Linked DNA regions of Mus musculus: all the other regions are linked to region 5. The links are chromatin loops, found by intact Hi-C in ENCODE. Cell type or tissue: heart. All regions are shown on one strand.

Evidence for each region. A loop is a pair of places that touch in the nucleus more often than their neighbours do. Peaks named below come from ENCODE experiments on the same cell type or tissue, not always from the same donor. Only the 100,000 strongest peaks of a DNase experiment are listed, where the experiment ranks them.
Region 1: a loop joins it to region 5, with 7 times the contacts of the local background. A loop is called at or near these places in 13 of 42 quality-filtered maps.
Region 2: it touches region 5 in a loop (2.1-fold over the local background); 3 of 42 quality-filtered maps call a loop at or near these places.
Region 3: it touches region 5 in a loop (4-fold over the local background); 3 of 42 quality-filtered maps call a loop at or near these places.
Region 4: it touches region 5 in a loop (2.4-fold over the local background); 6 of 42 quality-filtered maps call a loop at or near these places.
Region 6: a loop joins it to region 5, with 6 times the contacts of the local background. A loop is called at or near these places in 28 of 42 quality-filtered maps.
Region 7: a loop joins it to region 5, with 5 times the contacts of the local background. A loop is called at or near these places in 3 of 42 quality-filtered maps.

Annotation. Positions count from the first base shown.
Region 1 is chr4:55,528,656-55,532,655 of GRCm38, reverse strand. Klf4 (Kruppel-like factor 4 (gut)) reads left to right here and starts at 181. Exons shown (of 5, transcript NM_010637.3): 1 at 181-789; 2 at 906-1,026; 3 at 1,673-2,657; 4 at 2,774-2,938. The coding sequence starts at 785. In heart, CTCF peaks have their summits at 140, 1,211 and 2,226 (motif pointing right); DNase peaks (open chromatin) are centred at 85, 1,295, 1,595 and 2,245; H3K4me3 peaks cover 3,132 bases; H3K27ac peaks cover 2,973 bases.
Region 2 is chr4:55,714,488-55,718,487 of GRCm38, reverse strand. No RefSeq gene overlaps it. Among named protein-coding and RNA genes, the nearest start is that of Gm12511, 140 kb to the right of the region's middle. In heart, no CTCF peak of the experiment used is centred here; a DNase peak (open chromatin) is centred at 2,097.
Region 3 is chr4:55,648,022-55,652,021 of GRCm38, reverse strand. No RefSeq gene overlaps it. Among named protein-coding and RNA genes, the nearest start is that of Gm12511, 78 kb to the right of the region's middle. In heart, a CTCF peak has its summit at 832; DNase peaks (open chromatin) are centred at 621 and 1,551; H3K4me3 peaks cover 1,225 bases; H3K27ac peaks cover 1,701 bases.
Region 4 is chr4:56,220,419-56,224,418 of GRCm38, reverse strand. No RefSeq gene overlaps it. Among named protein-coding and RNA genes, the nearest start is that of Gm42291, 94 kb to the left of the region's middle. In heart, a CTCF peak has its summit at 1,757 (motif pointing right); DNase peaks (open chromatin) are centred at 1,758 and 2,248; H3K27ac peaks cover 490 bases.
Region 5 is chr4:56,490,805-56,494,804 of GRCm38, reverse strand. No RefSeq gene overlaps it. Among named protein-coding and RNA genes, the nearest start is that of Gm34628, 14 kb to the right of the region's middle. In heart, a CTCF peak has its summit at 1,654; DNase peaks (open chromatin) are centred at 1,704 and 2,074; H3K27me3 peaks cover 802 bases.
Region 6 is chr4:55,512,987-55,516,986 of GRCm38, reverse strand. No RefSeq gene overlaps it. Among named protein-coding and RNA genes, the nearest start is that of Klf4, 17 kb to the left of the region's middle. In heart, no CTCF peak of the experiment used is centred here; a DNase peak (open chromatin) is centred at 1,976; H3K4me3 peaks cover 1,123 bases; H3K27ac peaks cover 652 bases; H3K27me3 peaks cover 1,235 bases.
Region 7 is chr4:55,478,284-55,482,283 of GRCm38, reverse strand. No RefSeq gene overlaps it. Among named protein-coding and RNA genes, the nearest start is that of Gm22150, 11 kb to the right of the region's middle. In heart, a CTCF peak has its summit at 1,647; a DNase peak (open chromatin) is centred at 1,703; H3K4me3 peaks cover 534 bases; H3K27ac peaks cover 690 bases.

The DNA of each region.
Region 1 (4,000 bases), 960 kb after region 5:
CGTGCGCGGAGTTTGTTTATTTAGCTACCATGGCAACGCGCAGTGGGGGCTGCGGGAAGGCGGGGAGAAGAAAGGCAGGGGGCGGGGCCTGGCGGCGGAGCCCCGCGCGCCGCCACAGGGAGGAGGCGGGGAGCAAGCGAGCGAGAAGTTATAAGTAAGAAGCGCGCGGCGGCCGCCGGCAGTTCCCCGGCCAAGAGAGCGAGCGCGGCTCCGGGCGCGCGGGGAGCAGAGGCGGTGGCGGGCGGCGGCGGCACCCGGAGCCGCCGAGTGCCCCTCCCCGCCCCTCCAGCCCCCCACCCAGCAACCCGCCCGTGACCCGCGCCCATGGCCGCGCGCACCCGGCACAGTCCCCAGGACTCCGCACCCCGCGCCACCGCCCAGCTCGCAGTTCCGCGCCACCGCGGCCATTCTCACCTGGCGGCGCCGCCCGCCCACCGCCCGGACCACAGCCCCCGCGCCGCCGACAGCCACAGTGGCCGCGACAACGGTGGGGGACACTGCTGAGTCCAAGAGCGTGCAGCCTGGCCATCGGACCTACTTATCTGCCTTGCTGATTGTCTATTTTTATAAGAGTTTACAACTTTTCTAAGAATTTTTGTATACAAAGGAACTTTTTTAAAGACATCGCCGGTTTATATTGAATCCAAAGAAGAAGGATCTCGGGCAATCTGGGGGTTTTGGTTTGAGGTTTTGTTTCTAAAGTTTTTAATCTTCGTTGACTTTGGGGCTCAGGTACCCCTCTCTCTTCTTCGGACTCCGGAGGACCTTCTGGGCCCCCACATTAATGAGGTAGGTGAGATGTTGGACTTGGGAACAGAAAGGGGTGAGGATTGGAGGGAAGCTTCGGAGCAGTGGCCAGGGTGTCCCCTGACTCCTGGTCCCTGTGCGCCCCGCCCGGCCCGCAGGCAGCCACCTGGCGAGTCTGACATGGCTGTCAGCGACGCTCTGCTCCCGTCCTTCTCCACGTTCGCGTCCGGCCCGGCGGGAAGGGAGAAGACACTGCGTCCAGCAGGTGCCCCGACTAACGTGAGTGTCGCGCTAGTGCCCTGTAGATTTCTGCAGATGGGGTGGGGTGTATGGGCGGAATCCGGGGGTCACCAAGAGTCCTTGGTTAGGACAAGGATTGCCCTCCATTGGAACTCTACAGCCTTCCGAGGTGGCTCCTCGGCCCTTGAGTCGGCCTTAAGTGCGTGTGGTCCCGGCACTGCGGTACCGCCAGGGGCGCACAGCGGTTCCCCACTAGTCTTCGGGCGTCCGGACCGTGGGGTGGGCGCACTCAGTCCACTATATTTTAGGTGGACAAGTCTCGAGACCCTTTGGGCCGGAGTGATCGTAGCGCGTGGGCGACCCGGTGGCTATGGTGCATGGGGAGAAAGCCACCGTGTCCCAGTGTCCCAATTCCGTGGGCGGCTGGAGCGTCCCGCGGATCTGGCGGGGAAGAGGACTGGGCTGGTGGAGCGACGGCACTAGCTTGCAGGAGAACGAACGCGCCACCTCTTACCTTGGTGTTAGCTGAGATTGCAGTGTGGCCCCTGGAGTCCCCGAGGCTGCCTTCCTGTTCTGTCCAGTTCCTATAGCAGGGTGTTGGTGTGCTTCACCCAACAAGTCAATATTAGGGGTGGCAACAGGGTGCTACAATTAACAGTTTCTCTCTCCCTCCCTGTTCTTGCAGCGTTGGCGTGAGGAACTCTCTCACATGAAGCGACTTCCCCCACTTCCCGGCCGCCCCTACGACCTGGCGGCGACGGTGGCCACAGACCTGGAGAGTGGCGGAGCTGGTGCAGCTTGCAGCAGTAACAACCCGGCCCTCCTAGCCCGGAGGGAGACCGAGGAGTTCAACGACCTCCTGGACCTAGACTTTATCCTTTCCAACTCGCTAACCCACCAGGAATCGGTGGCCGCCACCGTGACCACCTCGGCGTCAGCTTCATCCTCGTCTTCCCCGGCGAGCAGCGGCCCTGCCAGCGCGCCCTCCACCTGCAGCTTCAGCTATCCGATCCGGGCCGGGGGTGACCCGGGCGTGGCTGCCAGCAACACAGGTGGAGGGCTCCTCTACAGCCGAGAATCTGCGCCACCTCCCACGGCCCCCTTCAACCTGGCGGACATCAATGACGTGAGCCCCTCGGGCGGCTTCGTGGCTGAGCTCCTGCGGCCGGAGTTGGACCCAGTATACATTCCGCCACAGCAGCCTCAGCCGCCAGGTGGCGGGCTGATGGGCAAGTTTGTGCTGAAGGCGTCTCTGACCACCCCTGGCAGCGAGTACAGCAGCCCTTCGGTCATCAGTGTTAGCAAAGGAAGCCCAGACGGCAGCCACCCCGTGGTAGTGGCGCCCTACAGCGGTGGCCCGCCGCGCATGTGCCCCAAGATTAAGCAAGAGGCGGTCCCGTCCTGCACGGTCAGCCGGTCCCTAGAGGCCCATTTGAGCGCTGGACCCCAGCTCAGCAACGGCCACCGGCCCAACACACACGACTTCCCCCTGGGGCGGCAGCTCCCCACCAGGACTACCCCTACACTGAGTCCCGAGGAACTGCTGAACAGCAGGGACTGTCACCCTGGCCTGCCTCTTCCCCCAGGATTCCATCCCCATCCGGGGCCCAACTACCCTCCTTTCCTGCCAGACCAGATGCAGTCACAAGTCCCCTCTCTCCATTATCAAGGTTAGTGGGGGGAAGGGACTGGCTGGTAGAGATGGCGCTGGGAGCTTTGTTTCTGGGGATCTTGAGACTATCCAGATTGAAGTTGACCCCACTTTCTTTACCCCCCCCCCTCCCAGAGCTCATGCCACCGGGTTCCTGCCTGCCAGAGGAGCCCAAGCCAAAGAGGGGAAGAAGGTCGTGGCCCCGGAAAAGAACAGCCACCCACACTTGTGACTATGCAGGCTGTGGCAAAACCTATACCAAGAGTTCTCATCTCAAGGCACACCTGCGAACTCACACAGGTAAGGGAACCAGCACTGTGGAGGAGGGTTGGTGCCTGTCTGCTCCGTAGGCTGGCTGTGGGCTCCTTAGGGCTTTCTTGGGTGCTGGGGTGTATCTCTTCTCCATCTCCTGGATCACAGAGGAGGGCAGCAAACAGGCGCCTATGGTTTTGCCCAGAAGCCTTTTGCTTGATGGATGCTATCTGCTGCCTGAATGTGCAGTTTCTCATTGGGCCTTTAAAAGATAGGGAGTTTCCTGTGTGTGCCTGCCCCTCCTAGCCTGGTAATCAAGAAGTTATACTTTGCAATGCAAAACTGTGGCGGTATCTTTAAAAGAAAAGTTTTAAATTTTCTAGATTATTTTCATTGTTGTCTCCTCCTCCTCTTAGATCTACCTACCCTTGACTCTATTCTGGTCTTTAGAATAATTAGATCGTATTTACGTTTGAAGAATTTAATGGTTCCCATTGCAGGGATTCTGGTGTAAAACTGTCCCTGCAAGCTGGGTAGGGTGACACTCAACTTTGGAGTTACAAATACCAAAGTTGAAAGAATCCTGTTGATTCAAGACCGATCTGGTCAAGAACCCGAGTCTCGAAATAACAAAGAACGCACAGGTAGTCTTTTAGTGGGTAGAGTCTTCCAGATGCATTTATGAAAACAGCCAGAACGGCTCTGCTGGAGAAATTAGCCACGGGTGGCATTCTGGACCCAGCGTAATGGCATGGGATCCTTTGGGTTTCAACAGAGCCAACTTCTTTTTTTTTTTTTTCCATTTTTTATTAAGTATTTAGCTCATTTACATTTCCAATGCTATACCAAAAGTCCCCCATACCCACCCACCCCCACTCCCCTACCCGCCCACTCCCCCTTTTTGGCCCTGGCGTTCCCCTGTACTGGGGCATATAAAGTTTGCCTGTCCAATGGGCCTCTCTTTCCAGTGATGGCCGACTAGGCCATCTTTTGATATATATGCAACTAGAGACAAGAGCTCCAGGGTACTGGTTAGTTCATAATGTTGTTCCACCTATAGGATTGCAGATCCCTTTAGCAGAGCCAACTTCTAATCCAGTCCATTTCCAG
Region 2 (4,000 bases), 780 kb after region 5:
TGATGATTTAACTGTAAATGAATCTGAAACATACGGACTGAATTTCTCTGGAACTGCACACCAAAATTTTCATCTGATTAAAAATCTTGAGAGTCCATGTTGAAAAAAATCACAAGAAAAAAAAAGAAGAAGAAGAAGAAAAACAAAGTGGTAATTCAGTGGAGGAGGTCAAAGGAGCATGAAGAGAGAACAGCTGGTCTAGAAAGAACTCTCTCAACACCTCCCTGTCTAGGGTTAGTGAGTGCTTCCTCAGGGGCTGTAAATGTTCCCCACATCTTATGAGGGCACAGTGCTCCTAAGACTGACAGGCAGGCCTACCTATGCCAGAATGCTCAAAATCAGATGATAACTAAAGAGAAAACCTTATTCATATAGCCATTCATGTACCCACATACAAAGTGTATGTACAAGGTGTGTATATGTCAGATCGCATGCTTTCTTTATCAGAAGTATAAGTTTATATCCTAATTACAAATATAGTGATTCAGAGATATATTTAGGTAACATAAATACAGAGCATCACTACTCTCTCGGGAAAAGACATAGATAGATAGATAGATAGATAGATAGATAGATAGATAGATAGATAGAGAGATAGAGAGATAGAGATAGATAGATAGATAGATAGATAGATAGATAGATAGATAGATAGATGATGGATAGAATTTAAATGATACAACTATATGTCATATTTATTTTATAGAAGTATTGAAAATTGCATATATGCTATGTATTCTACATACTCATATTCTCAAACTAGTTGTGTTATTTTTGTTTTATGAGATAGTATCTCATGTCACCCAAGCTGGCCTCAAACTCACTCTGTAGCCAAGGATGACAATGAACTTTTAATCCTCCTGCCTCTACTTCCTAAGAACTAGGATTCCTGGCACGTGTCACTGCGCCTAGTTTACGTGATTCCAGAAATCAAACTTAGGTCTTTGTACATGCAACATAAACACCCCACCAACTGAGCTAACACCAGCTTACTGTCTGTTAATATATGCTAAATAGAGACATTTAATATGTGCAAATATAAAATAAAATATGCAAATATAAAACTACACTAGTCTTAAACAAAACACAAAAGGAATGGAAGTTTGTAGATCCGTGGGGGCTGAGTAAAACTGACCTAGCTCCAAATCTCTAATCTTAAGAGGAGGCTGAGGGTAACTATTCAGATTTTATGGAACTGTGCTTCTAGCGGCCCAGAGCCAATCCATCCAGCTCACAGTGGATAAGAACTCTCAGCATGTCTGAGCTGAATGCAGGAAGATGAAACCTGTCACCATGAAGAGCACACAGGTCACTGGCATCTTCACAGCTGGCATCTGCGAGCAAATCTTCTTAAGACACCCATTGCTGGTACCTTTGCGCCCCCCCCCCAGACTTCTTCCAGTGGACTTGAAGAGAAATCCTCCAACCAAATAAAAACAAAGGTCACTTTTGCCAAAGAAATTCCACCATCTCGGAAACTCTGAGGACAAGCTGGGAGCAGTGGAATAAAGTTATCCTAGTACCTGAGGGGTGGAATTGGGAGCTCGCAATCATTCCGATACATGGTGAACTTTAAGGGTAGCCTGGGCTATGAGAATATGTCTCAAAAAAAAATCAAAACAGCATACCCCTTAAAAAATAAAAAATAAAAAGAACGTCTTGCTGTGATCAATTATGAAGGTCCCAGAGGCTCAGCTGGCGAGCATGGTGGTAGTGGTGGTAACAGTGGTGGTTTTATTTTCTGTGTTCCTCTTTCCTCCCTAGTACATTCGACAATCCTTATCTGTTTTCTTTTCTTTCCTCTCCCAACCCCTCGGTGCTATTAGGAAATAGTTTTGGGAAACACTTGCTCAAAACACAACAGCAGAAAATGGGTGAGCAGCCAAAGCCTGTGAGAAGCAGCATTTGGTAGCTCTGAAGCCAATGACCACACTGGTACAGCCTGCGTCGTTCAGGGCTGCAGATGTCAGAGCCATGCATCCAGACACACACACACAGCCACAGCCTCCGTGCCAGTTCCCTCACCCCACCTAACACTGCTAAACACTGGCTTATGTGGAGAGGGAACATCATTCAGCCAGTGCCTTTATCTTCAAGTGCAGGTGGGGCCCTGTAGGCCACCATCCAGCTGTTAATAACTGTGGAAATCCCTTGACTGGGTCTCCATCCACTGGACTCCTCCCTGTATGTCACAAATGTCTGTCGTTTGGGTAAGCCCTGCCAGCCAAAGGGAAGAAGAATCCTTGCCAAGCTTGCAAGGGCATGGCTGTTGACTCTGCCAGGAATCTGCGAGTACTTCTGGCTCAAGGCAAGAGTTAACCCTTGACAAGGTTCAGGAAGTAAGGAAATCCATTGCCAGGAACAAGCACTGACTCAGGAGTTAGCATCAGTTCAAACCTCAGCCCTCAAGCAGAAGGGGCCGTGGGCAAGTGTTGCACTTTGGCTGTGGCTATTCACCTGAGAGGCAGATGGGATAACAATTGTAGTATTTTATAAATAAAGTATCAGGACAAGATGTGCTAAATAAGACAAGGATTTAGCACAGTGCATTAGCACAGTGAATTCTCAATGAATGGTAGTTATTGTTGTTGCTTAGTTGTTAAATCTAACTCACTAAAATAAACTAGAAAACCAATGTCATTCCCTTTTTTCCTGTTGTTACTTCAGAAATGTACTAACAACTACAAATATGCATGCATGTGCACGTGAGTACCTGCACACACAAATACACATATACATGGCCACAAATACATGCTCACACAAATAAAGACACTCAGACATACAAACACACACAGACACACACAAACACACAGACACATATATGCCTCTTCTGTTAAAATACCATTCGCATACTTGTTCACTATAGAGACGCCACCATAAGCCACTCTATACTGGTTTCCTTTGCTTACTACTACTTCTTTGACTCCGTTTTAACATTCAGCTAGCATTTGGATTTGAACGAGGAAAAAAAAGGCCCAGGCACCCACAGTCTTCACAGGACTTCAATGGACACCTCGCCGAAGAGGTTCTGATTTCGGGACCCTGCCAAGGATCTATGGAGGCATGGCCATTGTTGACGATATGCTTGAAGATAGATAAACTAATGGCAAGTGGAATATCAGCCAACGACTTTCTCGGAGGACATAACACTGCCCTGGAAACTGCTTCCTGGATGTCACTGCCCCTCTAGACCAAGCAGAGGTATGCTATCCAGCCAGAAGCACACAGTCACTCCGTCTTCATCATGGAGATATGTGAGTGCTGAGATCTGAGTTAGCACTCCTGAATCCAGAGTGTGTTCAGCTGTAGGTCAGCGGGTACAATGTCAGGCCTTGAGGTGATTAAAAAAAAAAAAATCCACCTCCCAGCCTTTCAACAAAAGGGGGGACCCAAAATGAGGGGACCTAAAACAGAAAGGGAAAGGCGACCTAAAGTTTCATAATTTATGCGCTGATCTAAATCCTCTCCGCACGCTCTCAAAAGGTTGATAATATTATCTTCACTGTCTAGCTGGGAATGCTGAAGCTCTGGGAAGGCAAGCAACATCCCCAGGACACCAGTAGAGTGATTCAGTTTCAAGAGTGGGAGCCAGGCATAACCGCACATGCTCATAATGCCAGCACATGGAGACACAGGCGGAAGGATTGTTACATTTTCAAGATTAGTCCAGTCTACAAGTAAGTTCCAGGTCTGCCAGGGCTACACGGGGACACTATCAAAGAGGAAGAAAAAAAAAAGCTAAAGATGAGAGTTGAACCAAGGTTTGCTGATGTACAAAGTCATCATGCTGGCTCTCTCTTGCACGCTCTGATGAAATAATTCAAAAGCCCCACTTCTCATCCAAGATGCAAATGAAATCAGAAATGGCTTCTTACTTCACTATCAATTGGCAGCAGTACTTCAGAGACATTGAGGTTCCTGAAGTGAAAAATCTCATCCATGGATTAACCAGAAAGGTCCTGCTTCCTTGAATACTGCATATCACTGCCAACAGCTCAGAGTG
Region 3 (4,000 bases), 840 kb after region 5:
AGTTCTAAGAGAATGTAAGAAGAAACCGAAGAGACTCGGACAACAGAGCTAAACTTTTATTTATCCCCCTCCTGCTTGATTTGAGTAGGATCTGTTAGTCCAAAAGTAGTAACAGGATACAAGGAGGGAGGAGGGGAGGCGAGATGCTTTAGACATGGAAATTGACGTCTTTCCCCTTCTTTTTAGTTCAAAATCAAAAAGGGAATTCAAGGAGAAGAGACTAGAGCGGGTGGGGGGGGGGGGGGGGGAAGAGAGGAGAAGAGAGCGAGGAAGAGAGGAGCCCGGAGTCGTCCGCAGTCCGCGGGCTTCCTACCCGCAGAGCCAGGACCGAAAGCGCTTTTCCGCAGCCGCCGCGGGCTCGGAGCTTTTAAGGGTTTCTAATCCTGGAAGGCTGTCTGACATCACCCCGTTTCTTGTCGGCTGATGTTTCGTACAAGCCTCTCATTTCCTCAGCGATCTCGGAGCCGCCAATTACTGCCCCGATCTGGTGTTTATGTTTGCCCGGTCCTGCGCCTGGCCCCGCGCCCGCCCGCGAGCCTGCGCTTCCCTGGCCGCGCGGCCCGAGGGGGTGGGTGGGGGGCCCTGGCCCGCGCACCCCAGCGCAAGGGAGGGGTCCCCCTTCATTTTTTTTCATTGACTTCAGCACCATGTGATCAGGAAGTCTGGCCTCCCTCCATTTCCCCTCCCGACTGAAGGGAAACATTGTGTAGCAGCCTGCCGCGGCCACTGGTGGGATGGCCTTCGCTGGCCTGACGTAGGGGGATAAAAATAACCGGCATATTTAAGGCCGGAGCAGGAATCCCGGCGCTCACACGCGGCCTGGTCAGTTCCCGACGCCGCCAGCAGCGCTCTGCGCAGCATCCTAGCTGCTGCGCCAGCCAGCTCGGGAGTGCCTGCACCGCACATCTTGCCCTTGACCTGGGGACCCAGGCCTTGGAGAGGCACCTCGCAGAGCCCTACCCTCTCCATCCTCGGCGGCCTTGCGTTCTGTGTGCTGCCTCCCTAGAGATGAGAAAGGAAAATGCACATCAGGATGGCCTCAGAGAAAGTGGCCAAGAAGCCTGATGCTCCCAAGGTTAATACAGCCTTTGTCTCAGGGGAAGGTGACAACAAGCTGCCACTCCAAAAGCTGCATGCCTCCAGCCAGGCTCAAATCAAGTCCCTTCTACACCTCCCTTTTATACTGGAACTGCGTGTTTCGAAGATTTACAAACATGTGGGAGAGCGAAAAAACAAAGCAGCAGCATTTATCAAGGCCAACTTCATCAAATAAAACAGAAAAGATCCACCATCATCACTACGCCCCTAGAATACCTAGTAGTCTGAAATAATATGATTTCCCAGTAACTTGTCCAGCTGTTGCCCACCCCACCCCACCCTACCCCACCCCCAGCCAGAACACTCAGGCTGCCCCCTACAGCCCTTCACTGGGGCCGCCAGCTATGCAGGGACCCAGAAAACAGAAAAGGAGGAATATTCCTTGTGCCTAGATGTGGAAGCCCTCATATCCCACAAGCACCCTCCCTCCCTGTGAATCTGTCTGCAGCTGGCATTCTCCTGCTCATGCCCTCGGGTAAACCTAGTGCCCTGTACAAGAATTTCGGACCTCTTATTTTTACACAAAGGGAAACTGAGGCTGGGCGAGGTGAGTCAATGTGCTGATAGGACTTTCTGCACCATCTCCGTTCAGTTGCATCATCCATGCCGTGGCGATTTCTCACTTCGTGGAAGGAAGCCAACTCAGTTCTGCTGCCCCTCCTCCTCAGCTCCAATCCAGCCCAGCAGAGGTGAGTTCTCTGACCTGTGGAAACCTCACCTCTGCTCCATACACAAGTTTTTACTCCCAATTAAAAATGAGAAGTCTCCCTGTCTTCCGTTGTCTAAAGTAACAAGATATTCCAAAATTTCTGGCACAGTGACTCTCCTAAAAAGCCAAATGTTATGAGGAAAAGGAACGGACACCCTCCCTCCCTCCCTCCCTCCTTCCCTCCCTCTCCACTTTTTGGTATTACAGGGATGACAAATATCTATTTGTCCGGGTGGACGAGGCAAAGAAGTATTCCCTAAGAAAGACTGAGATTTAACCACCTCAGAGGAGGAGACTCCAAGGATAGATGTGACTTGGCTGATTCTGCAGCTCCCAGCACACTGACTGACAATTGCTGTTCTTGACCCATAATAATTAGACTGAATGGATAGAAGGGATGAGGGAAGCCAGGTACAGCAGATCAACCGAGGTACATCAGAAATGTGTGGTCTGGTCAAAGCTTTAGTGACTAGTGATAGTCACATTACCATATCCCTGGAAGGTAGATGCCATTGTCCCCGCTGTGAGTGTACAGAAAGTGCCACAATATGAAAGTCTGAGCACAGCATTTGAACCCAGACAGCTTACTTCCAGAAGCTGTGTTCTTAACTACTAGGCTAAATTCCAAAAAGCTGAGATGTCAGAGAAGCACCCACCCTTCCCTAGGCACCTCCTTGGTTCCATGAGGCTGAGTCCTGAAGAAGAAAAGGCTTTGTCTCTCAAGGCCCCAGGTCTCAGAGAGAGAAGCTTGAACACACAACTGGACTACAAGTACCTCACAGGCAGACATGGCACACCCTCTTCTCAGTTACCCTACATCGCTGACACAAATGTCTGTTGAAATGGTTACTCCTTACAGAAGCCAACCTCTGGACCATCAGCCATCTTCCCTATTTGCATCGAATGTAGCTAATGACTATGACATCAATCAAGCCTACCTAGCTGCTTTTCCTCTGGCCTGAGAATATCTGAGGACAGAAATAGTGACTGGCCTGGTCAGTATGGGGACAGTGGCCACTCACTTAATATTGATAATGGATGCACACAACGCATTAGCCCTTCACTGCCCTCCTTATCGATCAGTATAGGCCCCTGGTGACCATCACTCTGACTTTCAGTGTCTCAGCACCTCATCTGCTGCCCCACAGAATTTGCCACAGATGTTTTTTGACTTCCTTCTTCTTTCCCATAAACTCACGAATGCAGAAACCACCTCGATTTGCCTACCACAGTACACCCCACTTGGATTAAAGTGCCCCACACATTGTGACGCTCAGTAAACACTTAAGAAGTCGATGAGCAAACGAATGAGCAAGTGAATGAAGGAGTATGCAAATGCATGAATGGATGAATGGATCAACATTGCGTGAAGCAAGCCTTATCTCTTCATTTACAATAAGTCTATTCCAAAAGTCAGTCGGGACTATGGAAAGCCACTGAAATAATGCCACTGCCCACGTTATATTCATAAAGTAAGTGCTTTTTGTTTGTGACCACTCCAAATCCAAGACTCATCCATATTGAAGATAAAAAAAACGACATAAAAGGGGGTCATTGAATGAGGCCCTTCTTCTCGTACAATGTGGGCTCCAGTGGCCACTATCGTTAGAGCTACACACAGACTCTCTTTATGCCTCTCTGTTTTCATTAGCTCGGGTAACTTGCCAACGAGTGATCCTTTGGGGCTGAAATTTTCCATGCTGGGTCTTGGCAAAAGGTGAATTTTGGGGAAAAGTTTGAATAAAATCCCTTCAGCCATTTTTTTTTTTTGGTTTGATGAGGATTAAAAAAAATACATTTTTTCCCTCGCCTTTAATTGAAGACATTTTTAGGCCACAGGAAATGCCAGTTCAGTTGAACTTTGAAAAAAAATGGAACTGAGATCTAAACCCACCTAAGGAAACAGGGGAGATCATTTGGGACTCAAGAAATTTTTTTAATTAAAAAAAAAAGTCCAAAAATGTCCTTTAAAACTGTGTTGCAGCAGCTTTAGCACCCATGGTATCTGCTCTCAGAGCCTGGGCTGTATAAGTCTCTCCGTTATTTTAGCAGATCACAAAGGCTCGAGCCATTTAGAAGGGTTATAAAGCTTGGATTTCAGCTCCTCTGCCGTGACATATGATAGCACTTCTCGCTTGCTTTTGTCTCAAGAATCTTTCTGTACCAGGAATATATGGTTTGAACAATCGCCTC
Region 4 (4,000 bases), 270 kb after region 5:
AGCCTCTTTGGTTAATATTACAGTTTAGGAGAAGAAGTTCGACAGCTTTTCTCAGGTTGAAAAGAAAACAAAACAGAACGATTTAGTTTGTCCAGCTGCTGTGCTGAGTTACCTTAAAGGCTCAGGTGGTGACAGCAGCGTGTTCAATGACCTGGATTTATTTATTGCCTATTTTTATTGTTACAACCTGGCCATTCAGTGTCTGGCTCTCAGGGTGACCTGTGGACATAATAAGAATCCATCCCAAAGGAAATATTCTCAGTCAACCAGCCTGGTTACTCTACATGGAAATCAGTTGAGAAGAACTAAAACTCTATCTTTGCTTTTCAGACCGCACTGGGGTCGTGTCTACTTTGGTATTTTCCTGTGTGGAAGCCTCAGCGGAGTTCTGTTCCTTCAGGATTCTACCTCCATGCCATGTTGACTCTGAAGGGAAGTTGAAAGCAGTCTGTCAAGGTCAGTGGTACACTTGTCAGCCATTAGTCTGGGACAGGGTAAGAAAAGAAGTGCTTGATTGGCAATGCTTGGTTATATTTTGGTGGAAGTACTTTTGTGATAGTGTATTTCAAACTCCCAACATGTGAATGTATTTGCAGAGTTCCTGGAAATATGAACTCTGCCTCCACAAGCCTTCTCTGTCAGTCTCTGGCACACCTCTGAAGCTCTTTGAAGAGAGAGAGAGGACTAGAGTTGGGAGAGGTGGTTAATTCTGCTAAAAATACCAGACTCTCGGGAGCGGGGGAGATACAGTGTTTATAAAGCAAAACATGAGGTCCTGCGTTTGATCCCCAGACCCCACATGGCCATGGTTGTTTCTTTGTAACCCCAGCAAAGGGGAAGCAGCAGTGATAGATTCCTGGGACTTGCTGGTCAGCCAGTTTACCTATCTGGTAAATTCCAGGTTATTGAGCTATCCTGTCTGAAAATACTGGTGGACAGCATTCTTGACAGACAGCACCAATGTGGTTCATGTCATGTTGATTGTGTTGTTGTTCTGTTTTAGATAAAGCTTGTCCAGATTGAATATTCCCAATCTGTTAATGTTTAGCTTACAATACAGGACTCAACAGAAGTGTTCTTCCAGGTGGGGACCAATGTGTGTCTATGTGTGGGCGTGCATGCTCCACGTGGAACATGGAGAAACAACAAGATTCATGTAGAGCACTGGAAGAAGCCAGGCCAATTTAAACACAGGTCATCCTGGTCTTTGCTACAAATCTTGATGGGACTCTGAAGTCCTTTTCCAGATCCTTAGAATCTTTTTTTTCTCTGTTTTTATTAGGTATTTTCCTTGTTTACATTTCCAATGCTATCCCAAAAGTCCCCCATACCAACCCCCCCCCAATTTTGGCCCTGGCGTTCCCCTGTACTGGGGCATATAAAGTTTGCAAGTCCAAAGGGCCTCTCTTTCCAGTGATGGCTGACTAGGCCATCTTTTGATACATATGCAGCTAGAGACAAAAGCTCCGGGGTACTGGTTAGTTCATAATGTTGTTCCACCTATAGGGTTGCAGTTCCCTTTAGCTCCTTGGGTACTTTCTCTAGCTCCTCCATTGGGGGCCGTGTGACCCATCCAATAGCTGACCGTGAGCATCCACTTCTGAACTTAGAATCTTAATAAACAGGCTTGGAGAAGTGTTGAGAACAGGGAACCTGATGTGAGCTTAGCATTAGCATGTTCTGATAAAGCTACTGGAACAAAGTCAGGGCTGCTGGATGCCTTAGGGACTAGAGTCTATGACGACATGGGGCAACCACTAGGTGGGGCTGTGGCCGAGGGGACTCCAGGGTTTCTTTTATGTGGGTTCCAGTTTCTATTTCCTTATTCTCACTCTCTCCTTTTCTGTTCTTCTCTCTCCCTTGCTGCTTATCCTGTAGCTGTCTTAGCTGAAGAAGCCTGGGTTAGCCACCTCCTTGTGCACTGATCTCTACAGCTTGCTATAGCAGGGACCTGGGGCCTCAGCCTTCTCCTGTAGGCTGGGACACTGGGTGGAATGCTCAACTCTACTCTCCCCTGCAGTTTGTTTTGTTTTGTTGTTTTGTTTCGATTCGTTTCTTTTCTCTTCCAACATTCTCAGCTCCAGTCTTCAATCTGAAGATGGATAAATAAACAAATCGAAACTGAAATTGAACATTGGCCCCAAAGTGAGGACATCTGGGAGGCTTTTAGGGAAATGTACGTGCTTGCTGGGTTTCCGGTTACATATTTTATGTTGCCTGGTAACAGAGCTCACAGTTCACTTTCTGGCTTTCTTCTCCCCCATCCCCTGTTTATAGTGTAATTACTGCCGTGACTTCATAATCCCCCAGTGAACAGCTGTCAGGGGGGCCCAACTGCTGAATAAACAGGGCTATACAAGCTCTCCTCCACTGGCTGGTTTACTAAATAGATCAATATTTGGTTTGTAGGCAAAGAGATTAGGAGGTGGAAGTGTCTTTTGAAAAAGTCTGCTGGCTTCCCAGGGCCTCCCAGCACACCTGAGAATGTGGGAAAGAAAAACCAAGTTCATGGAGGGAAAAAAAAAAGGCCCATCCAAGCCTTTCACCTGCTGGAGACTTCCCAAGGAGCACTGTGTCTTTAGGAGGGCATCCTCTTCAGGAGGCATCTTAGGCTCTTAATTCTAAGTCCTAGAGAATTCTATTTTCTTCTTCCTCTACCTCCCTACCTCTCTTTCTGTCCTGGCCCGATCACATCCTCTTTAATCTTTCTAAATGGATATTATAGCCTCAGGGACTCCAAGAAGATTCAAGGATAAACAGGAGCTAAGCCCCTGAAATGCCAGGCTCCCTCCAATGCCATCTTCTCCGCACAAAAGCCCTGGTTAGAAATGCCATCAAGAGAGCAGCCTCTGAGGGTTCTTTGTCAAACTCAAGGTTTGTGTGACCCTCTGGGAAAGGGTTCTCTTGACCTTGATTTTTTTTTATGTGTAAGGAAAGGGCTGAAGGGCAGGGGGGCCCTGCCTGAAGTTTCTGGAGCCTTACAATCTAAACCTCTAGGCTGGCTGGCTCTAGGACCTGGGGCAAGTCCTTTGTGGATTTGTGCTCACACAGTCTGGGTCTAAAGGCTTCTTCCAGGTAGGAGTGAAGCAATGTCTAACTGAACAGAAGAGAGTTTACTGCAAAGGCCCAAAAGAGACTGGGAACTCCACAGAGTTGTCCTACCTTCCATGTGGAAAGGGGAGAGTTAACCTATTACTGTGATCATCAAAGGAGACAAAGGATGAATGGAATTTGCCTAGATTATGGTCTCTTTAAAACTAGCATTGTTTAATTTCTCCTGAAGCTAAAACCACAGTGAAGAAAGGCTTGGTTAAAAAATGGGACAGAAAGAGGAGATGCAGAGCTCCTTTTCTGTGTACAACTCCAGTAGATCCAACTTCACAAAGACAAAGGCACTGCACTAATTCAACTTGAGACTTAGCTATTCAGTGTCCTGGTGTTTCATCGTATTGTCTAGATACATTATGTCCCTATGTTGCAAATAATTGATGTTCAGAGGTCATCAAGACTGTTGTTGAGGGTCGGGCCATCTTTCAGATAAATATGTGCCCCCCCTCCTCCGATCTAGTTGTAAAATTTTTTGTGTTCCTTCTTCACCACAGAAGTGACTGATGACTGATGCACAACACATGGAAAGAGAAACGTCGACCCGATGGGTTGCTCCAGATTAATGACCTAGAGGTGGCAAGGGACGTTTACACGGCCTCTGATGCGCCCTTTGCTGTTGCCATGCAACAATATGTCACAGGCTGATTCACTCATCTCACTGAATAATGAAGTGTCTCTGCAGTAAAGAAAAACCTGAACTTGGCCTCTTTCTGTGGGACATGATGAGACTCCTCTGGACAAAATGTTACAAAAGGCCTAACCCTCCACCCATAATGGAAAGGGTAAGGGGCCAGGGTGGAGTGTCAGCAAGGTCGGTCCTAGACGCTCTCTAGAAACTCAATTTTTGCCTTTGTGCAAGGATGAATGGCAGAATCTGCTGGCTCAGGCTGCT
Region 5 (4,000 bases):
CAAGAAAAGACATATTTGATTTGAGTATTACTTATGAAGTCCCAAAGGAACAGAAGATGGAGCGGGGAGTTGGGGGAAATCTATTAAGGATGCGGCATGAGTTAATAACTCTGATGTCGAGAGAACCCAGAAACTGCTGGCACGTTCCCTGAGTGACAGTGTGGCAGAAGTAATGAGGAGTGAAAGTTGAACTCTTTCTTCCGTAGGATGAGACGGGGACAATGGATGCCTCTCCTCCCTTAGGGAGTATCAGAGAAAATTAACTATAAATATGCAGTGCTTGGTGTTTACATCTTGACTATCCTTTCACCTGCTGGGTAAAGTCATTGCGTTCTGACTTGTACCTACTGCCTGATTCCAAGACTTGTGGCTATTTTGCTGAGTGGGAAGCAAACGTCAGCTCTCTGCCCCCCTTATCCCTTTAGATAAGAATAGGTGGCTGGACCACTAAAGTCCAGGAGACTGATTTCTTGACCGAGATTCTCGATGTGCTATCTGGATCCCCCTGAGGTAGAATCACCTGGAAGCAGAAGATAAAAGCAGGAATTCCTGGCAGCCGTCCTGTGATCAGGACTCAGGATCTTTTCTCTGGGGCTCATTTCAGAAGTGGCTTTTAAGGTGAATCTCCACACGCTACAGTTGACCAAGACCCACTGGTGTTCTGAAGGAAGCTCAATGGACTTCCGAGACTCCATTCGAGTCTCCTTCACCAGATTCTTAGCTGTTTAAAACCAGTATAATCAATGAAAGTTAGAAAACCATGCTTGCCAGCAGCTTGCCTGGCCTTCCTTATAACATTAACTTAGGTTTTTAAAATAAATCGTAGAATGAGCAGGTAGGTATCTGTGGGTTTCTAGTTGCATGACTCTTTGAATGTCCAGCCCCAAGTGGAGCCTGCACTGGGCACTCTCATGAGGCCCCTTCCTTTGCAGATTCCTGGCTTGCCTTTTCCCTGGGCTTCTGGGATAGAGGCTACACTTTGGATCTTGGTGGGTAGAACATATCTTCCCACAGAATTCTCCAAATGATATTGGCTAAATTCCCCTGAAGAGACTCAAATAATCTCCTCTCAGGCTTCTGCTTTCAGTCAGTCCAGTGTCCTCTTCTCAGTGGGATATGAATTTTATTGCATCAAAGAGCTACCCGTTTCCAAGGGCATTTTGCTATCTTCACACATGTATTTAACACACACACACACACACACACACACACACACACACACACACACACATTTATTTCTACAACTTTGTTTACAGCAAATTGACACACTAGTGGTTTCACTAATTTAAAGATTTCCTGGTGATGTCAAAGGCCAAAGAATTCCCTTTATCTTCTGATGAATAACTGCTACCTTGGGAAATGAAATGACATGTCCAAAGTGGGGTGTCTGACCCGTGGCTGAGCCAGGGGTGTCACATGTGGATTTTGTAGCCTGCAAAGCTATCTTTCTAATCCTATGTGTCTGGGTTCATTCCTAACTTGAGCTCTGGGCAAATACAATCATGGAATTGTAAACACGGCAGGAGAAGAATCACTGGATACTTTGCAAGTAGTGGCCATCCAAGCAGTGCAAAGGATTGAAAGTCTTGCACCCAATCCAGTGTCTCTCAGTAAGCCGGGGCAGCTGACTTGGATAATTCTCTTAGAGTCACGCTAGATGGCAGTGTTTTAACGTCAACAGGAAAAGGGCTTGGGCTGCTGTTTTGAAGAATAGCCTGGGACAGCCATAGCAAAAGGCTTGACAAGGGCATCCCCTTGGAGCTCAGGTTCTAGAACAATGGATTCAGGTCTCTGTTGTGACTTGAGGCTTCAGCTTGGAGCAGGGCCAGAGTCTGGTTATGTAATAAGTGAGACCATAGCTCTCCGTCACTGACGATGAGAACCACCTGCCGTTCAGACTCACAAGGTTCAGAGTCGGGCGCAAACATCCCTGCTTTATCAACAATCCCTGTGTGCCCCAGTGTCCTGAGATTCCTCAGAGTCTTTGTCCAGTGAGGGTGTCCGCCCTGGGTTGCCGGACCCTGGTGTGAAGTAGTGCACTGTGATTGCTGCTGATGACATGAGGCAGGTGCTGAGGATGCACATGCGAACAAACCGCGATTGGGAAGCCCCAGATCCAAGGGGAGGCAGTATTTGAAATCCTAAATAAGGCTCAGAGACGTCAGAAGTGTTGCTGCAGCTCAGTCCCTGCTCTGTCCTGCGTAGCCTCGAGCATGGAGCTAGTCACTTACTCCATGACTCATTCATTAATGGGCTTTGATGAGATTTTTCACTTGGAAAGTGAGGACCATGGAAACAGTCCCTCCAAGGAGCTGCACAGTTACACTTCTGTGGACAGCATCCTTTCTCAGTCAGGTTCTGTTTTCCTATCTGCTAGATGAGGTTAGTCTCACTTGGCCTGGAATCTATCATTTCGTGTTGGACGGGGGTGGGGTGGGGCTGCTTTTGCTGGGAGGTCGAATGGTTTTCACTAGTCAAGGGTATCATCAAAAGCCAACAAACTAGTTTTTTGATAACGAATCCTATGAAACTAGTTACAAGGCTATGGACTTTGTTCCAGATGCTCAGAGACAGCTGGAGGGTATCGGCGAGCTTCAGAGAAAGCCCCATGTTTTGTCCTCATCCTCTCATCTCTAGATCACCACTTTAATCCACCACTAGAATTTCTCAGAAGCGTAGAGGACCTCTAGAAGGTTGTTCCATCCTCTGTTTCTGCAGGGCCACAGGGCATGCTCAGGAGTAGGAGGGATCCTCACTGGCAGCCTGCGATCCCTGACATGCAGTGTGTGTGCCGAGGGAAGAGTTAAGGGGCACACGCCGGCTCTTACTCATCTTGCTCATTTTAATACCTGGCTTAGGGCCTGGTTCAGAGTAGGTGTGAGCAAATGTTTGTTGAATTAAGTTTCTGTAGTTTAAAGAATTAGCTTTGATGCTATTTGCGTCTTACAGACAGAAAATTTTGAAATAGATCATGGTTTTTTCTTTGAATTGCCTGCTATGAAGCTCAAAGGTAAATTAGTGGGCCATCTCTAGCAAATAACTAAAATATAGACTTGATTTCCTCTCTCTCTCTCTCTCTCTCTCTCTCTCTCTCTCTCTCTCTCTCCCTCTCCCCCTCTCCCTCTCCCTTTCCCCCTCCCTCTCCCCCTCCCTCTCCCCCTCCCTCTCCCTCTCCTTCTCTCCCTCTCCCTCCCTCCTTCCCTGTCTCCCTTCCTCCCTCTTTCTCTATGTGTGCATGTGTGTACCTGTGTGTGTGTGTGTGTGTGTGTGTGTGTGTGTGCACGTGCTTGTGTGCGAGTGTGTGCCTACCTGGTGTCACCTTGTTTTTCTTAAGGCTGATATTCATGGTACTGAATTATTAAACCTGCCTCAAATTCTTTTAGAACAAGGAACAACTCACTCATTAAATCTGAGGCAATATCTGGGACAATTCCTGGTATATAACAGAAGGTCAAAATAGTTATTTAATAGTGAACAAATTAACGGCATTTTTATCTGAATCTTAAGTTTGAACTTCATTTTTTTTTTTAAATATCAATCAGCCTCAGACTCACATTCTTTTAAAACAAACAGAGGTCAGTGGAAAATCATACTGGGAAATGGATGCAGCTGGACAGAGCGACTGTTGTAAGATCACGCACAGATCCAGTGGCTCTAAGGTAGTGCCTCCTTGTGGTTTTCCTTCTGATTTACCTACCACAGTTTTCATTACTCCCAAATCCTTCCTCTGAAGGAAGGGAGACAGAGAGAGACAGAGAGAGAGAGAGAGAGAGAGAGAGAGAGAGAGAGAGAGAGAGAGAGAGAGAGAGAGAGAGAGAGAGAAACATTTATCAAGAGAGCAATGTCGCCCACACCGATGGACCTGCCGCCATCCTATTCATTTGTTCTCCTTTGCTGTCACAGTGGCAGCTCATCTGATGAGCCACAGGGTGATCTTCTTCCTAAAATTCATGCGGAGGAACAGTGAGACAGTGCTGGTCGCTCCATTCATCAGATAACC
Region 6 (4,000 bases), 980 kb after region 5:
CTTTGGCCAACAGTGGGGCATTGGCTACGATAGTCCTAGTGTAACCTCAGAAGCAGCTACACACCATTCAAGTGATCAGCAATGAAGACAGGCCAGCATGTGTGGAGGCTTCCGTCCTAGCGTTCCCATGCTCAGCATTTTATGCATTTTTCTCATTCAGTCCCTGTGATAATCATGGGAGATTACAGTTCTTCTCATTCTGGGGCGGGGGGGGGGGGACAGACATGAGAACCTAGATGAGGCTGGACAACTGAAACAGAAGAAAAGCAATTGAGCAATGAAGTGATGGCTTCACTCTCTCCCCCCCTCTCTCTCTCTCGTCTCTCTGCATATTTATGGAGAATGTTCAAAACTTCATGGTTGAGGTGATTGTTCACACTAAGGACATTCCAGAAGGAATGCTGTCTAGGAGTTACTCTTTCCAGATTGTACTAAAAGAGCTTTGCTGCTTCGTCTTTAGCTCTTTACCCTGCTTGGTTTCCTCTTGATACTTATTTAAAACATATCAGGATTGTTTCTTCTATTTCTCTTCCATCACACAACACAGTGAAGACAATACCATGACATACTTCATCTGAAATCCCGGAATGACGACAGCACAGCCCATTCCACTTAGTGTGAAGACTCTGCAGTGGCCTTTCGGATGGAAAAGGACAGCCTGCCCGTTGCTCACGTCAGACCTACTCTACAGTAGATAGTTCTTTCAATGGCTAAGGAGAAGCCTATTGGAAATCTGCTTGGATAAACAAACCCGCATTGAGTCCAGAGGTAATCATTAATGTTTCAAGGGCTAACTCACTGGATGCCCTTTTCCCTCTGATGGCTTCCAAGCACCCCTGATGATGGGTTTCGGGAGATAAACTTTCCAGTCAGCAGACTCCAATTGAGAAGACAATGGATTGGAGATGCAGAGATTAACAGGAGTTTGGGTGATGAACGATTACTCCTATCTGGTCTGTGTGAAATGAAAGGAGCTTGCAGCATCCCCAGATAGGAGTTGTTTGGGTTTCAGGCCCATAATACCCTCCCTCTCTCCACAAAGGATTAGACCCTCTCTGAACAAAGCTAGAACAGAATCGTGTGGGTCGGCCAGACTCTGGGCCTTGACCTTGCTCTGCTGTTTCTGGTCACGTGCCACTTGTTTGGGATTTTGTTTTTCTGTGTTCTTCCGAAGGGCGACTTTCCCAGCGTCAAGAGCCTTTTCAAAGTCACAAGCGAATCATCCCTTAGTTCTTCCAGGCCGCTTTGGCAGGCTTTCTCTACCTTCCCCAAACAGGACCAAGCTCCTATATAAAATTCATAAAATTCTTGGCAGGAAAGAAACCCTCCCATTGGAATGAACAGATGTTGGGCGAGTAACTTTGCCATGATGAGTTGTTCCTAATACTGTAGGTCTAAAACGTGTGAGGATGTTAGCTTGTATTTTAATGAATGTCAACAAGTTCTGGGCAGTTCTTCCATCGCTATCTGTGGCACACACATAACAATCACACACCTGAATTTCTACAGAGTCCTTGGGGATTGGAAAGCTATGAAAAAGCGAAAATGGAAATCCAACGTGCATGCTGATGTATTATTATAAGCTAACTCTCAGAAACACCTTTCCTCTCTGCCCAGCACCTGGATGGTCTACGTGCTTCTCCTGAGGCAATTAGCTTTGGGGGAATCAGCAGAGACGACCAGGGTCCCCACCCCGGAGACTGGAGTGTCAGTTGCCTGGGCTTCTGCTGGCTGCAATGCAAGCCCAGAACCAGCCTATCCACTTTGGGATTCAAAGTCGGAAATAGGGTTCCCTGTGGGGTGGGATGCGGTGCGAGCCGCTCCGCTACAGCTGGCGGAGGAGACTTGGGACTGGACTGGAAAGCGGCGCATGCGCGACCCAGTGAGCATCGGGCTCCGCCTGGAGTCCCCGCTGAGGGCAGTTCTCGCTCTGCCGGAGCGCACCAACGTATTCCAGGTCCCCTGCCACGCCCGGAAGAACTCCTTAGCGTCCCTGTTCCTCTCCAAGAGGAGGTGGAATGGAAGATCGTAGGGTGTGGCTGGCGGAAGAGCCGATCGCCCAGAGTCCGCGACGCTCTTGGGCGGCCCCGGTGCCCGGGAGGCCTGAGGGCTTGAGCTGGAGGCGGGTGCGGCGCGGTCTGCAGCGCCTCCCGCCGGTCCTCTTGCAGTAACGCGGCCGCAGGAGGGAGAGCCTAGACCCAAGCCCTAGACTGACTCTTGTACGGGATTTCTCATTTTGACTCTCATCAGTACTTGGTTTGGGGCTCCTGAAACTTGATTCCCAGGCCTCTTCTTGGCGGATGAATACTGGGAGGTCGTACGATCATTTCAGAGAAGGAGTGGGTGGGCTGCAGACGAGGACAGGGTTCTGGGTTTGTTTCTTATCGTTTTGGTACCAAGGATTAAAGACAGGATTTTGTGCATGCTACGTAGGTCTTGGACAGCAGAGCTACAACCCCCCTCATTTACCTTCCCACAGAGAAGAAATCCGACTGCCCAGGTGGGATACTGTCACCTGTGGCTGTAAACTCAACTGTCTTCTCTCTGAACTTCATTTCCTCGTTGCAAAATAGTAATGATCTTATCTGCTTCCCAAGTAAGAAATGCAAAGCCCCTAGCTGTGACATCAGCTGTCAGGGCCCAAGAGCAACAGTACTACACACACACACACACACACACACACACACACACACACACACACACACACACAAAACAGGTGCAAAGAGAGACTTTACTCCTCACACAGTCAACCAGCAGATCCAGGGTCCTTTTTTGACAACACATAGCAGATGCTCAGCGGTCTATAGATCTTTGCCTGTGGCAGTCATGTTTGCTCACTCAGGCAGCTTGCAATGCAGAAAACTAGGTTTTTAAGTGGAGTTGGGGCGGTGGCTTATATGCTGCAGCTCCTGTAATAAGGTCAGAGTACAACTTAATTTTCCCCATTTCTTTCCTTATTTAGTGTGTGTGTGTCATCTCAGACAACGTGTGCTACTGTGTTCTCAGACACTTAAGAGGGAAGAAAGTACCCACTAAGCCACATCTCAGCCCATGTAGGAAGCTCGGACTACTGGGACCATGTGCTCTCATTTCTCCTTAACACCTCTCCCACACACATCTCACATTCTTTCTGAAGTGATCGTGTTAGAAAGTGTTAGTGTACACAGACTTACCAGTTGCCAGAGGTCTTTATCCTATAACTTCCCTTGGACCCAGTACAGCAGGCACATCTCTCAGGGTGAGTTACTAGTTCCCGCTGGAATGGAGCAGTGTGCAGATTTGGTGGATTGGGGAGAGCTTGCCTTCACGCCCTTTCCCAGACTTTGACTTTATCAGAGGATACCTCCTGGGACACCTGCCACTTGTGTGCTCTCGCTAAAGGTTGGCACTTTGCCTAGAGAGGGGGGAATGGGTCTTCTTGGACATGTTCTTTTTCAGTCCTGTTCTGGGGCATCTAATTCAACAGTCAGCGTGAACGGAGACAAGAGTCACCATGGAAATCTATTAGGAGTTTTTATGTGTTTGTTTGCTTCTGCTTCTTTTCTAAAAGGGTCTCACATACTCTGGACCTCACCCCCTCTTCTTTCACCTTCCAAATTCTGGGACTGTAGGCGTGTAAGGCACAGGCAAGTGAAGTGTAACCTCACCAGACTGATCTGTTGGGATTTTTTTTTAGGGGGGTCTGTTTTGTTTTGGGTTTTCTGGTGCTCTCTGTACCAGAAGTAAAGGGCTATGATGAGAAGGGCATTGGTACGGTGTTTGTAATTAGTCCTACTGAGTATGGTAGTCCGTGCTTGTTATCCCAACACTCAGGAGGTTGAAGCAGGAGGATTGAAAGTTAGAGGCCAGCATGGGCTGTTTCCCCAAGACTCTGTCACAAAAATTTTTTTTAAAGGCAAAACAGTTTAAACAAGAAGTATATGAGCACTGATGTAATAATATTCATTTTTAGCAAAGCAAAAATCCAAATATGGTATTTTTGTGGATTATGATAAGGTGT
Region 7 (4,000 bases), 1.0 Mb after region 5:
GAATGGCCTCTGCCTTTAAGGGGTACTGCCAGAGCCAAACATGCTCACAGGACATGAGTGGGCTTTTTTTTTTTTTTCAGTCTGTGGTCCACAGGAGGCCCCAAAACACATTACAAGAAATGGCTCTTCCTTCACCCCCACCCCACCTTCCCAATCAAGCCCCTCCCAGACCACCTCCTTTGATCTGTATATTTGAAATCTCCCTTCTGCTGATCCTAGGCCTGTTTTTAATTCTTCCTTTGCTCTCCTTCTTCCTTTCTTCTTTCTGTGTTAGGAATTGAACTCAGGCCCTCGGGCGTGCTAGATATGTGCTCTCTTCACAGCCTAGCCCTTTTTTCTGAGAGATGCGCTTATATAGCCAAGGCTAACCTTGGACAGGATATATGTCTAGGGATATCCTTGAAATACTGAACCTCCTGGCGTCACCTCACCTATGCTGAGGAAAGAGATAAGCCACCCTCAGCTTGGACTGAACTTCACATCCTCTTTTATAACTGGAGTCTTTCAAGATAAATACTTTATCAAGATAAATCTGGCCTAACAGCTTTGGACTCCTCTCCCCCAAATCCATGATTTTTTTTTTTCGAGACGGGGTTTCTCTGTATAGCCCTGACTGTCCTGGAACTCACTCTGTAGACCAGGCTGGCCTCGAACTCAGAGATCTGCCTGCCTCTGCCTCCCAAGTGCTGGGATTAAAGGCGTGTGCCACCACTGCCCGGCGATTTTTTTTTTTCCTGTCACAAAATCAAAAGTGAGCTTGCTCACAGAACCATTTTGTGGATTTCTACCTATCATATCCTGTGTTCCCTGGTTAGCTGGTCTGGGTCGTTGTGTTAGGGCTGTTTAAGGTAAGCTTGCTTGCAAAAGTGTGATCGAAGCTTTAGGGACATCACAGAAAGGTGGGTATGATAGCCCACCCACATAGCCCTCTCTTGCTGAAGGGTGGCTAAGGGAGAGTGAACCAGCCTGGCCCATTAGTCCCCTGGGAAGCAGCCAATTGCAGGTCCCTCTAGACTCTGGCACTTCTCTGTAATCCTGCAACTCCACACACGTTTAGGGAATGCTACTGCAAGGCACAGAGGTGTGGGCAGGGCAGAGGCAAGGCGCCATTGTGTACCTACTTCAGCTGGCGGAGCCTTGTTTTTGCTGTCATGACAATATTGCATCATGGAATGGGAAAGGCCCTTCCCTGATCTAAGCCATTATTATGTGGGTCCTATTCTGGCCACAGACACCACGTGGGTAGTCAGGCCTCCGCTGTTATTTCAGCCTCAGGGGTGAAAACATCCGAACAGTGGAATCTTTTTTGTTCCTGGCTCCAGTCTCGGAATGTACAGACTTCGGATTCACGGACTTCTCCACGAATCATCATCACCCCAAATAGAGGGCTCCCAAAGCACCTCTATTTTTTCTGCGTCTGGCTCACAGCTGGGATTCTCCCCCGCCCCCCTCCCCCCCATCCTATCAGTTGTTCAAGAAAACTATGGGAATCCAGGCGACCGCTGACAGCACAGCACAGACGGATTGAGTGATGGTGAAAGGAAGGTAGTGGTGGGAGCAAAGCCCCCAGGACTCCAGGAGAAAGTCCACAGAGGCATCTGAGCCAGCATGGCCCGTCCCGCCTGCGCCCCTCGTGGTGCTCGCTGGAACTGCAGGCTGGTATCATGGGTGACTGTGATGTGGCTCTGTCGCTGGCTTTGATGGGGCCGAGCGGGCCTCTTCAGAGGAATGCAGACCTGTCTGCACCCGAAAACCAAAACCGTGTCCAAGGGGCGGGGCTGAACGGCTGGAAGAGAGGCCTCACCTCACCTGGGCGGACGCCGCTTCTGGAATGAGACCTGGCCGAGTGGGCGCGGGAGGTGGCTCCAGGCCCGGGGCCAGCACGCAGCTTTCCCACGTGTGCACAAGCGGGCCTCCTCAGAACAGGTCCTGGGAAGCGACCAAGAGGCCTCTGAGGACGCCAGCATGTGGCTTTCCCGTCTGTGTGCCTCGACCCTCATGAGGGCAGAGAGCCCTAATAGGATTTGAAGGTCCAGACCTGAGAGGTTTCGATTCTAGAACCCTTTCTCCCAAACTCTGGCAATCACACCCACTCTGGTCTCATATTACTAGCCAATAGGCATCCATGATTAATGAGGACTTGACATGTGCTTCTAATCTGTACTATATGTTGGAGATATAACATGGGTGAGGGGGGAGTGTGATTGTTTGTTTGCTTTTGGTAGCAGGTATATGGAACTAGGGGCTCACGCGTGGTAGGCAAGCACTCTACCAGTAGGCTATATCCCCGGTTTTTTTTCTTAATTAGATATATTAAGACATGGTCTCATTATGTTGCCCAGATTGGCTTTGAACTCATCCTCCTGTCTCTGTTTCCCTAATACAAAAAAAAGAGGGAGAGAGATTAGAGACTATTCAGCAAAGCTCAATTTTATTAGTATTTTTGTTTGTTTCCTGTATTAAGAAAACACAAGTTAATTTTACTCATTTCCCTTTTTTCTTTTTACAGTGTACACTCTGAATGTTGAAAATGGCACCCGGATTTCTATAGAAAGCCTTAGAGTTCTCCGTTCTCTCAAAAAGCATGTTATTGGCCCCAGAGCCTTTGAACTTAATCTTCTATCTACAATGCTTTCAGTTCAGCAGTCTTCTCTTCTTCCTTGCTATTCAAATCACAAAGTTCACATACCCAGCTCCTTCCCTCTTTCCTCGTACCATCCATCCGGTTAAGGCAGGCTTGGCAGGTGGCAACCCTCTCTGTGTTCCTCCCCCAGTTTTACACTATAAACCCCCTGAGAGCAAGATTTTAAGGTTCCTGTTGGCTGAGCTCCCCTTGGTCCCCATGGGAAACATTTGTTGAATGGATACAGAAAGGCTCCTCCTAGGAGTGACTGCGTCAAACACAATCTACCACGAAGCCAAGACGTATGGTCTGGACACTACAGTTGTGGGTTGTGGGAGTGGAGAGGACATGAACACCAGTCGAACAGCCTTCCATTTTGCCAATATCCAACTGAACTTTGGAGTGGAGGGCTCACTCCATGACTAGAAGCGGTTCTTGTCTTGAGTTCTGTCTGTTCCGTGAGTTTGGAGAAGTGGCTGTCTGTCTCTCTCTGAGGCCCAGGGTCCCCTGAACGTTGATGTCTAAGGGCCCTTCCTGCCCAAATGTGAGGATTAGAGATTGTTTTTGAAGATTTAGGATCCTCCGGAGGGCAATTTACTCTGTGATGTGATCCTAAATCGCATAGCTGGCATTGTGAAGTCTCCATTAACTACCCAGCCAGAGTGCTCAGGGCTAGAAGTGTCCTGGTTAATTTAATTTCCTGGCTGAAGATCAACTACAGGGAGCATCCCTATTTGAAAATACAAATAGTATACGGATCCATTCACCAGCACTAAAAAGCTCCTTCACAGGACAGAAATTACCTATTCTTAGAAGATAATTTGGCATTGTTATCTCCTCCTGAGAATTAAAATAGAGCCCTGGGGCTGGGTGGGAGAGACCCTGTGAGAGTTTGCCTGGCTGTGTTGGCACAGCTGCGTGATTTTAAGGCAAGCATAGCTTCAGCCTGCAGTGGATCAGTTTTCTTGTGGGGGGAAACTGGGGTAACACGACACAGCCTCCGGGAGTGTGTCATCCCTTCATGTGGATGGAGGTCAATAATAAGAATCAAGTGTTTAGCACAGAGCCCAGTGTGTGGCAGATGCCTTCCACTTGCTGTTATCTGCAATGTCTCTGAGCAGCACAACGTGACACAGCCACACACCTAATTAAAGGAGGGTGAGTGCCAAGACAGGGCTAGCCTCTGGTCCTGGACTGCCTCCAACATGCTCGGAAGCCCCCATCCAAGCCGCTTTGCTCCTTGGTCTGTTTTCTCTTGGGTAAGTTGGAGCCTGACTAGTCCTCCATCCAACACAGAGAGGTTGGGAGCCCCTGAATTTTTCACATGCCTTGGAGGTTTTGTTAGGTTTGGTTTGGGGTTTGTTTGTTTGTTTGTTT